2 separate regions of the Homo sapiens genome follow, and region 1 is linked to region 2. Evidence: chromatin contacts called from ENCODE Hi-C or POLR2A ChIA-PET data. All regions are on one chromosome and are shown on one strand. The core of a region is the stretch at or near the end of the contact, and the rest is flanking DNA. Distances in the headings are between cores, read along the strand shown. Region 1 has its middle 40 kb from the start of SIM1. Region 2 holds the start of SIM1 (SIM bHLH transcription factor 1).

Evidence for each region. Hi-C counts contacts between places; a loop is a spot of excess contacts on that map. ChIA-PET counts read pairs that join two places held with the same protein, here RNA polymerase II (POLR2A).
Region 1: a loop to region 2 is called in a map of ascending aorta, with 1.9 times the contacts of the local background. The contact joins the enhancer-like site here to the promoter of SIM1 in region 2. A Hi-C loop is called at or near these places in 1 of 168 maps with a recorded cell type or tissue (ascending aorta). POLR2A ChIA-PET finds 5 or more read pairs at or near these places in 1 of 52 experiments (H1).

What each region holds. Positions count from the first base shown.
Region 1 is chr6:100,503,369-100,506,292 of GRCh38, forward strand. No RefSeq gene overlaps it. Among named protein-coding and RNA genes, the nearest start is that of SIM1, 40 kb to the left of the region's middle. Within about 2 kb of position 1,608, at least 5 of the 41 ENCODE cell types and tissues checked have a DNase peak (open chromatin) inside an H3K27ac peak, as active enhancers do; they include ascending aorta, where a contact is called at or near this core.
Region 2 is chr6:100,463,344-100,466,261 of GRCh38, forward strand. It overlaps SIM1 (SIM bHLH transcription factor 1), which reads right to left and starts at 1,578. Exons shown (of 12, transcript NM_005068.3): 1 at 1,271-1,578; 2 at 1-592. The coding sequence starts at 125.

The sequences.
Region 1 (2,924 bases), core at 358-2,857, 40 kb after region 2:
GAAATTATTTATTTCAGGATCTCCATTCATCCCTCAAAGGAATAACATTTGGCATCTTCTAGGCCTTTTGGAAAAATGAATTATCAGCTGCAGGTAGTTCCAAAACTAGCTAGAACAATCCTCTACATCCTGGAAAGTACAGTTCTCTGAGGCCAAGAGCCAGCCACACTTGGGATGGAAGCTCACACATGAAATTCATCTCAGATCAGCTCTGCAATCCTCAAATCATTACAAACTCCTTCCAATATAACTTGGAGCCAAAAAGTATGATCATTCAAAGTGACTGTACTTGTTTTCAATGGTCAGGAGTGGCACCTACATGGCTTAGCAAGTTCCAGTAACATCAAGGACACCCAAGTAATAAAAGTAACAAGTAAAGAAATGTGGATTTGGGGGATTCAAAGAACTTTTAATTAGAAGTTGTGATTCTGCTCAACCAACATGGTTTGATCTATAGTCCATCATGTTCTTCAGGAAGTCTCTATGGAATGGTTAACAACTTACAGCCACAGTATTAGGAAACTTTAATCAGGTGCATTTTAAACAAATTCTCCAAATCACAGGGCAATCGAAGAATAACGATACAAATTTAAGTATCCATTCAAATATGTCTGTCTTTTTAGCCAAAAGCTTGACCTTGGGTCAGCCTGTATCTAATATCTGAACAGCACCCCTGCAAGATCTTTCTCAAATTGGAATGCAAAGTCTTGGGAAGAATATTCAAGCAAAATAGAATCCCTGAAACTTCATTTAAAGGCCTCAAATTTGAACAACTCTATTTTTCAGAGATAGTACTGAATGCTCCATGATGAAGAGTGGAAGGACTGAAGCTGAAATTGTGGGACTAAATCTTTCCAGAACTCATGATAGCTGTTCCTCCACTGCTTAAAAAACAGGCTTCCAGGGCAACATGGAATCAGCATTCATTCTTGGCATTTTTGAGTACCTGAAAATAATATAACTAAAACTTATGAAACTCAAAATGTTTTTATCTCCTGTGTTGCTTAGACTTAGAATTTCTATTTCTGAAGCCAGAAAAAGAAAGCTAATCCAAGGGCTTAATCCACATCTCTGAAGCCAAGTTCTATATTCAGTAATACTTAATTGAAAGATGTGCAACTTAATTTAGGTTTTTCTTTTAAGAAGCTAGCTCATGAAATAATTTCTGCCTACTCATTTTGGATTATTTCTAAAAACAGAAGGCCCAAAATTATTATCAATCTATATTCTTAACTATATGGAGATCCTATTTGGGGGTCTTTTCACTGTAAATAGCAGCAGTGATGGAGGGAAGGAAAGGGTCTGGTGAGAGAAGACAGAGAGCTAAAACTTCAGGTGAGAAAGATTCTACAATCATTGGAAGTTTTAAAATATCTGTAATGCCTAAGATCCATTACTACACAAAAACTCATTCTCCTTTTCCATAACAATCATCATCATAAAACTACCAATTAAGTATACCTTTCCTCTGTTGACAAAAGATACAAGATGGTCAGTTAGTACCTTGCTTTTGGTGAGTGTGAGAGTACTTGTAATCCCTAGAAGAAAAAGTGGTTAACTGTGTGTGTGGAGGCAGTGGTGGTGGTGGGGGCGGAGGTAGTTTAGAATTCCCGTATGCCTCTGTGTTCACTTAGTCATTCAGAAAGTATTTATCGAGTGACCGTATGCCAGGAAATGTAAGTCCTTCTTTGTAGCAGTGAACAAAAGTGACAAAAATCCCTGCTTTCCTGAAGCATAGTCAGAAGAGACTAATAATAAATCAACACATATTTTAATAGTGTTGATAAAACAATGGAAAAAAAACAAACAAGAGAGGGGGATAGGGAGATTTGGTGGGTTTGCCATTTAAAATAAGATGATGAGACATATGGAGATTAGGGGCAACAGTCATCCAAATGAGGGAGTAGAAATGGCGAGTTCAACAAGCAGGGAGGTGACTCCTGTGGTTGGTGTGTAGCGAGTAGGAGGGTCAGAGGGTAGTGAGGGGAGAAGGCAACACTGTGCAGGACTTTTGGTACTGTAAGGATTTTGGCTTTTATTCTGAGATGGAAAGGCACTGGAAGCTTTTGAGCAGAGTGAACTCATGATCAGACCTATGTTTCAAAAAACAAATTGTTGAGTAAAGACTGAAAAGGGGAAAGAGTAGCAGCAGAGAGGCCAGCCAGTAGGTGGAGTGGATAGGGTGGCAGTGGGGAAGGTGGCTGGATTTCAGATAGGTTTCAAAGGTAGAGTTGAAAAGGTCTGCTGACAGGTTAGATGTAGGTTGAGGTTTTCTAATTACATTTCTATTAGATTAGGAAAGCAGAGTCAGTAATGACTGCAAAGTTTTGGTCCTGAGCAACTGGAGGTATGTGTGGAGCATATGCTTGGGAAGTGACGTGTAATTTTCTAAGGCTATTGGATTAAATGGCGAGAAGGGGCAGTCAAAATTAGGGGGAGGGGGTCAATCTTGTATATTTGGACTTTGTTGTGTTGTTTGTATGTGTAAAGGGAAGAGAAGACAGATGATTTTTGGTGACTGAATATCCCACCACCGTATCCTCTTCCCATCAAAGCTAGCAGTGGAATTTTTAAGTATGAGAAGGGCTTCTAATTCACGTCAAGGAAATAGGTAGACTCCCTCTTTAAATTTTCTTATCATTGGGGCTGAAGGATCCCCACACTTAAAAGTCTCCTGTGTTTTGGTGTCAGGGGTTGTGGGGATGTGACGGTTGTTTATGAAAGTTGAATTCCAGTTGTTTCTAAATGTAACAAGAAAGAGGAAGGCCTGTCAGCAAGGGAATCGGAATCCGCCTTGACTTGAATAAGATTAAGGACAACCCAAGTATTTTGGGAAATGTGTGAGGAGTTTTAGTTTTCAGCTTGATAGTGGTAATGGTGGGGATGAGGGCCAATACATATATTTGTATGTGTTCAGGAATGGT
Region 2 (2,918 bases), core at 328-2,827:
ATGGATGCTTTGTCCAGCTGCGAGGTGATAGCCGAGGGCAAAGGCAGTAATTTAGCCAGTTCATAAAATTCACTGTTTTCCTTCTCCCTCCTAGTCCGCGCAGCATTTTTGGACTTTTCTTTCATTGTGTCTTGTTCCCCCTTTCTTCTCACAACTTAAGCTCCGCAGATTCATCCAAAACCAAAAATAAACTTTCAATTAGAGATCATATTTGGCAAAAACATAAAACATACTTTGAATAAAGAGGCTGAAGTATTTGCACCAAGAACAGTGTATTGATGGCAGTAAAAGACCAGCGGGGGTGAACGGAAAATATGTTCTTTGAAAATTCGGGATGCAGTATAGGAAAGTTGCTGATCCACCGAATTTGGGCGATCCACCGAATTTGGGCAATCCTGAGGGTCGTTCAGGGTATCAAATGCCAGTGGGACCCCTGAGGAGCCAGCCTTTTCTTCTACTGCCAGCTGCGAACCCTGGTCCTCGGAAAATCGACATAATAATCCCTGACGTTTGCTCTTCAGTCTCGCGGCATTTAAGGTATCTCCGAGCCCCTTTGGGAAGAGCAGGAACCCCAGACAACTCTTTCAAGGCCCTGTGAAGACAACAGCATCAGAGCATAAGAGATCAGCGGCTCCACAAGTACTCACACACTCGTCCCAATTCCAAAAACACGGCCGGAAAGGGCCTCAGTGCGCCTAGCCAGGCGTTTTGGGTTTGTTTTTAAAGAAACGGGTAAATCGGCAGCGAGACAGCCCCCTGCAAATAATGCTGGCATTCCCTCACCCATGCCAGCCGCATCCTCCAGACCCCTGGGAAGTTGCCCAAACAACAAAATACATATTTCTGAAGACCCGCAAGGGATCTTCCGCCGCGGATCCCCGAGTCCGCGCCCAGGCCGGGCGCACGTCCCAGGAAAGCAGGTTTCCGCAAATCAGAATTCCTCCAAGGCGAGGCAGGGGCCTTTCAGCTCCCTACCTTGGCAGATCTGGACCTTGGCTACCTCTTTAACTTGGGTCTCAAGTCTGAGGGATTCCTCAAAAAGTGACACTTACACACCAAGTCTCTCGGGACTCCCAAGGCGACCCAGCGCTCTGGCTGCCCAGCAGGGGCTGCAACAAGCGGGGCCCAGCAGCGCCAGGTTAACAGGTGGCGCGCTCGCGACAGCCCCTCGCAGGCTCCCCCGGGGGTGGGAGGCGCCGCGGCCTCTCCCACACCACCGCGGAGCTGCGGGGCTGCTGGGCGGGCGCGGGGCGTCTTCTGCTTCACCTACCTTCAGTCCCCACAAGCGGCAGAGGTTTCGGGGGCGCCCATCTCTTAACTGTTCTCATGCCTACCGTCCAACCCAGCGACACCGCCGGCCTCTCCGCTTCCCACCGGCAGAGAGGAGCAGAGCATTCCCGGCTCCCTTTTCTGGATCATGAATTGGAGGAGGGGTGCGTGGCAGAAAGAGGAGGATGCAAGCTTTGGGACGAGTGAGGTGATTTTAGAATCCTGGTCCTCCGTAGTTGCTACGAAGCCAGTTCACTATTATTCCTAATTGGAAGCCGAAAACTGCCCCCCGTAACTTCTTTATAGCTTAAGGGTTTAGCTTCAACTTCACTCCGGGGCCGCCTCTCTCCCGCCCTCCCTCAATGCCACTCACAAGCCCCCTCGCCTCCCATTGGCCTGGCGCGGCCAGGGGCGAGGCGCTCATTGGCCAATAGGGCTGAGTGACACGAGTCGGCCCCGAGCCGCCCTCCGCGCGCCCAGGCTCCGGGCTCTGAATCTTACTACCCGCGGGACCGCTGGACTCCTAATGAGCTCAGGGTGCCGGGTCGGCGCTGTCCGGTTGCCGCCGCTGCTCGCGGCCTCCTGGGCCTTCCCGACGTCGTGCGCGACCCGCGCTCCTCGAGCTCCCTGGGGTCGGGTGGTTGAGCGCTCAGTCCAGCGCGGCGGCCCAGCAGAACCGGGAACGTCCGGAGGCAGCGGAGGTCGGGCCTGCGGGTTAGGTCTACCGGCGGAGGAGGCAGGGTTCGCCCAAAGGCCCATCCCGCTGGCAGTCGCTGGCCGACGGCGTGCGCGAGGCCGGTTTGGGGAGTTATTTTCTCTTTCTCGTTTCTCTGAAACCATGGCGACACGGAATTCATTGCCAGAGGAAATAAATACAATAACTGTCTTTAAATTAATCCCAAAGAAGTGCGTCTTTTTCGAAATGGCTTGGGTTTGGGGCTGATTTTTTTCACCGTGGAAACTCGGCCGGGGAGTTTTCCTATGGGGAGCAGCTAGGGGGACACTAGGGGAAAAGCTTACATTTCAGGGCAAAATAGAATGATTGATATAGAGATACATAGCTCCCAACAGTCCTTTATCTTAAACATTAGCCAACTCTTTGTCGGGTTTTGTTTCAGGAAACAAAAGTCCAACATGATTATTCCTTACAGAAAGGATACAGTCTACATGAATGAACTTAACGATGCTCGCGGTTCCCTAATAGGAGCTGTTTAAACAAACGCTCACCAGGACTCTTGCTGACTAATTATCTTTTAGAGACCCTCTAATTTGAACCGCCTTCTCTTTCTCTCATCTGAGAAAACACAACAGGTAGCATCAAGAAAAAGTCAAATTGTCCCAAAAACAATTGTTGTCCTCACGAATCACCCCCTACAGACTCGACTCCCGGCTTGGTTTTGGTACGCCGGTGACCAGATTCGGCTCCTAGAGGTGCGTTTGGAGGGAGTTGTTTCATCTACCATAAAAATCAGTGAGAACACCAGTGACGGGGCACTCATCCTCTCGTTTGTGGCGCTAATTGCCACTGAGAAAATAAATACTTTGAAGAGGGGTGTGTGCCATTCTGCTGATATTCAGAACAACTTTAAGAGTGTTTGTTCAAAAATACAGACATCTGCCACCTCCTTGCCGCCCGATGGCAGTAAGAT